Linked DNA regions of Homo sapiens: region 2 is linked to region 1. Evidence: chromatin loops called from intact Hi-C (ENCODE). Cell type or tissue: dorsolateral prefrontal cortex. All regions are shown on one strand.

The links. Hi-C counts contacts between places; a loop is a spot of excess contacts. Peaks named below come from ENCODE experiments on the same cell type or tissue, not always from the same donor. Only the 100,000 strongest peaks of a DNase experiment are listed, where the experiment ranks them.
Region 2: it touches region 1 in a loop (4-fold over the local background); 4 of 110 quality-filtered maps call a loop at or near these places.

What each region holds. Positions count from the first base shown.
Region 1 is chr6:110,553,828-110,556,327 of GRCh38, reverse strand. It overlaps LOC105377939 (a long non-coding RNA gene), which reads right to left. Exons shown (of 3, transcript XR_942862.3): 3 at 819-1,140. Among named protein-coding and RNA genes, the nearest start is that of SLC22A16, 78 kb to the right of the region's middle. In dorsolateral prefrontal cortex, no CTCF peak of the experiment used is centred here; a DNase peak (open chromatin) is centred at 1,107; H3K27ac peaks cover 2,500 bases.
Region 2 is chr6:110,671,554-110,674,053 of GRCh38, reverse strand. The region is part of intron 2 of CDK19 (cyclin dependent kinase 19); the gene reads left to right. Among named protein-coding and RNA genes, the nearest start is that of CDK19, 140 kb to the left of the region's middle. In dorsolateral prefrontal cortex, no CTCF peak of the experiment used is centred here; no DNase peak of the experiment used is centred here; H3K27ac peaks cover 2,500 bases.

The sequences.
Region 1 (2,500 bases):
CCATGGCCCACGGGCCACATGTGGCCTAAGATGGCTTTGAATGCAGCCCAACACAAATTTGTAAACTTTCTTAAAGCATTGAGATATTTTTGCAATTTTCTTTTTTAGCTCATCAGCTATCGTTAGTGTTAGTGTATTTTATATGTGGTGCAAGACAATTCGTCTTCTTCCAATGTGGCCCAGGGAAGCCAAAAGATTGGACACCCCGTGAGATCTTCTAGGCGACTGGCCCCCAGTGAAATTGTGATCACGGAGGATAGTAGAGTCCCGGTAGTACACATAGGAGATGTTCCACAAACTCCATATGATCAGCACCGTTTTCGGGAGGCCCCACACTGTGCCGAACATCATGAATCAGTGAGGGTTTAGGAAGCACATCAACCTCCCAGTGTTTGGGAGCTGCTGTTTTAAGAAGGTCCCGTTTACCATTCTACTGCCCACATGAAGAGTGAAGACTAATCCGTGGACAGGATGCCTCTCCAGTCTAGCTGTGCCCCGCTCCCTCTTTCTCATCTAAATCGAACCCTTTTCCTGTGGATTGAGATGAAAAGTCCTTGAACGCACCACCTTGTGCTGCTAGGTCAGTCTAGACAATATTAAGTCACATCCATTAAGTTTTCCTTAAAGAAAATGTTTGAAATATTTCTTCCTTCAGTTCGATACTAAGTGTATTTTGCCACAAGACACTTCCTGATGACCCAATTTCAGGTCCCCATTCTTTTATCTATGTGAGAATTCTCCACTTTCAGACTCTGCTTAATTTAACTCTCTCTGAAAATGTGCAAGTTCATAAAAGAAGGTGAAATAATTACTACGGTACATACAAAGAGGTGAACATTTCTTTTTTATGTACAAATTGTGTGTTACCCCAAGTGGACTTTCCTGGGCCCGCCTCCTCCTTCTGTCCCAGGATCCTGGCCCAGCTCTGTCCCCCAATGAACTGCAGAGGTAGAGGGGTAAAGAAGAGCAGTTGAGTGGCTCAGATTGCTGCCTGAACTCTGGACCGAGGAGCAATCACGAGTAACCCCAAAAACTGCCCATTGGTTTGCGCACTCATAGCATGAAAACAAGTTCCGTTCTTTTGTGCTGTCCTGGAACATCAGCCAGCTCTTAAGTCACGTTGCCCGGATTCATGTGCTCCTGCAATGAAAGGCCCTATTGTCAACAAGGCTGGTCAACAAGGCAAAGCAAAGTTTGACCCGTGCATCAAAACCTGGAACATCCTGACTTGTTACGTGCTGAGAAATGTGTGCTTAGTATTGTATTAAAGTAAATGGGGAGGGGCAGTGTCTTTAAAAATACCCAAAGCAAAGAAAAATAGATACTATCTGCTCAATGTCCCAGAGTAGAAGTTTTTAAAATGACCTGAGAAATAGGTTTATTGCTTTCATTGCTTCCTTCCTTCTTCTTCCTCCTTCTCTGACATTTGGCCCTCCTCTCTAAAAACTTCCCCTCATAGTGACCCCAGGCTCCTGTTGGGAAGTCTCACCCACTGTGTGGGTGAACAAGCAAAGCAACTGTTAAAAGTGTTCAGATAACATGGACAAAAAACACATGGAAAAGCTGATATCGAGTTCCATTGGGTTTGGAGTGGTTCTTGCGGGCAAAGGATGCAGTGAGCTGAACATACATTAAAAATACAAACCCTTAAGAGCTGACTGGGTAAGACTTAAGCCCAGTATCTTTCAGAGATGAGTGTCTAGGTGCATCACCCAGATCTTAGCCTGCCTGAGTGTACCAGTGAACCTGCCCAGGTTTTAGTTTCCTTTTCTATAAAATGATAGCTTGGTTCTGATGATCTTCAGGCTCCCTTGGGAGGTCCTTGAGGCTTCAGCTCAAACCCTAGCTCTGCTATCTACCTCTTCTTGGTGCTGAGATTCCATGATATCCTTCAATTATTGTGGGACTGACTTAGTAGAAGGCATCAGAGGGAATGGAAGCCTCTACATTATCAATGCAGAAATTGAGGCAAGAGGCCAACATTATTGCACAAAACATGGCAGATGTTGGAATGAAGAAGACAGTGAGACACAGGCAGCAACAGAGCCTCCTTAATCTCTGACCCAAAAGAGTCTTGACTTGAAGTTCCCCAAGCTCCTTCTTTTCTCCCAGGCACTCACTGCTTTCAAAGCGACTTCAATCTCAAGTTGGGAGATGTGGCCCAGTTCAGGGTCTGCCGCAGACTCAGGCACCATCCCTTCTCCTATCTCAGTTTCTTCACTGGCAAATGGAAGGTATACAATTAGATGATTTTTAAAGCCAAGCTCAGAGCTAACATCCACAATTCCAGGAATTCCAGGAAATGCACACTAAAACTAAGGTTCTGAAACAAGTAAAAAAACAGACCAAATGTTCGAACCAACGATTTTCAGACATTGGAGCACAGGTGGCACAGGAAACAAGTGAGGTGAGTCCTGTGATTGCCCCAGCTTGCTGCCTGGAGAGACTTTCCAGGCCATGGAACAGGGACATGGAATACAGGTGGAGCACAGCCATATCC
Region 2 (2,500 bases), 120 kb before region 1:
TGTGACACAGAGACATTAAGTGAGCTTCATGCTGTTGGAAAAATGGTGCCAGTAGACTTGGTTGATGCAGGGTTGCCACAAACCTTCTACTTGGGAAAAACACAGTATCTGTGAAGCAACGAAGTAACTATCTGTATGACATATGGAAAGGAGACCTAGGCCAGGCACAGTGGTTTACACCTTGTAATCCCAGCACTTTGGGAGGCTGAAGTGGGAGGATTGCTTAAGGCCAGGAGTTCGAGACCACATTAAAAGAGGTGATCTAGAAATACCATGCTACTGTAAAAAAGAACAAGAAATATTATTTTTATTTTTTTCTTTAAAAAAATTTTTCTTTTATACCAAATCACTTCTCACCTGAAGGAAGTATTTCTAATATTGATATTGTCCTAATATTAATGGCAAACTTAATCTATAAATGTTGTGTGTATTCTGATTGCCTCACCCACCAGCTGTTCCACCAGCCTGGACAACGTAGTGAGACTCTATCTCTACAAAAAAAGTTTTTTTTTTTTTACAAAAATGACCTATATGGTGGTTCCTCAAAAAATTAAACATAGAGTTACCATAGGATCTAGCAATTTCACTTCTGGGTATATATACAAAGGAATTGAAAGTGGGGATTCAAATAGTTATTTATACACCAATATATAGAGAACATTATTCATAATAACCAAAAGGTAGAACACCCTAAATGTCTGTTGAGGGGCAAATGGACAAACGAAATATGGTCTATACATACGATGTAATAGTATTCAGCTTTAAATAGGAATGAAATTCTCATACATGCTACAACACAAATGAACCTTGAAGACATTATATTGTGTGAAAAAAAGGCAGACACAAGTGGGCAGACACTGTATGGTTCCACTTATATGAGCTACATACCAAGAACAGTCAAATTCATAGAGACATAAATTAGATAATGGTTATCAGGAGCTGGGGGTAGGGGGCAACCTGGAGATATTATTTAATGGTATAGATTTTCATTTTGGGATGAAAAAGTTCTGGAAATACACAGTGATGATGGTTGTACTTAATCCCATTGAACTAGTATAAGTAGTGGGATTAAGTAAATATACTAAGTATATCTAGTATACTTAAAAATGGTTGAAATGGTAAATTTTACATTATGTATATATTTTACCACATTAAAAGAGGTGATCTAGAAATACCATGCTACTGTAAAAAAGAACAAGAAATATTATTTTTATTTTTTTCTTTAAAAAAATTTTTCTTTTATGCCAAATCACTTCTCACCTGAAGGAAGTATTTCTAATATTGATATTGTCCTAATATTAAGAGATTTCCAAGATAGAGTAAGGGTAAGAAAACAAACAAAGTGCAGAACAGTGTGTATATTATGCTATCTTTTGTGTAAACAATGGAGGATAAAATATATATTCATATTTGTTTTTATTTGCATTAAGAAACATTGCAAGGAAAATAAGCAATTAATAAAAGTTGTTACCTCCAGGGAAGCAAGAGGAGTGGTAGTGAGACATTTCAATATATAACCTTGTATATACTTTGATTTTTGAACCATATGAATGTATTATCTAGTCAAAACAAATTTTTTAACACAGGACTTAAAATGAATTTATTCTAGTGGGATCAACAATTGGAAGTCACAGAAAATGTAGTTTTTTAGAAGTGTTGATTAAATATTGCTACTGTGACAACCACTTTCCCAGACAAGTGAGGTCCAGGAATCAGGGATCTGTGCCAGTGTTGGGTGTTTCAAGAGCCTGGTTTAGATGCGGAAGTGGAGTTCTACTTTCCCATCTACTTCAGGCTGCAAAGAGAACATATTTTGCATAGGTAATAAAGGCAAACTCTCTACGTTCATCAATATCAAGGAGTCAGAAAGAAGGAGACAGTCATTGTGCCTGGGGTGAAGTCTCTTGCCACAGTGTAAGTGCTTCAAGGCTGGCCATAGCAATGGGGTCATTAAAAACAGGGTTTGCCAGAGCCAGAGATCCTGAAGTGTTCAAAATGGCAAACTCTCTAGATTTTGGGAGGCCAAGGTGGGCAGATCACTTGAGGTCAGCAGTTTGAGACCAGCCTGGCCAACATGGTAAAACCCTATCTCTACTAAAAATACAAAAATTAGCCGGGCATGGTGGTGCGTACCTGTAATCCCAGCTACTCAGGAGGTTGAGGCAGGAGAATTGCTTGAACCTTGGAGGCGGAGGTTGCAGTGAGCTGAGATTGTGCCATTGCATTCCAGCCTGGGCAACAGAGCAAGACACTGTCTAAAAAAAAAAAGTTACTAAAGTTATTAGAATGGGTAAGCAGTTTATTTTTCTCTGCCTCATTGATCTATTTATATGTCTGTCTTCCTTACCACATTGTGGGAATTGAAGACATGAACTTTAGCTGTAGTGGAAAAAGCATGGACTTTGCAATCAGGCAGATCTATTTAAGTCCAAACCCCTTCTCTTTCTAGCTATTTGACTTTGGTCATGTTATTTTTATCACACTGAGCCTTGGGTTCTGT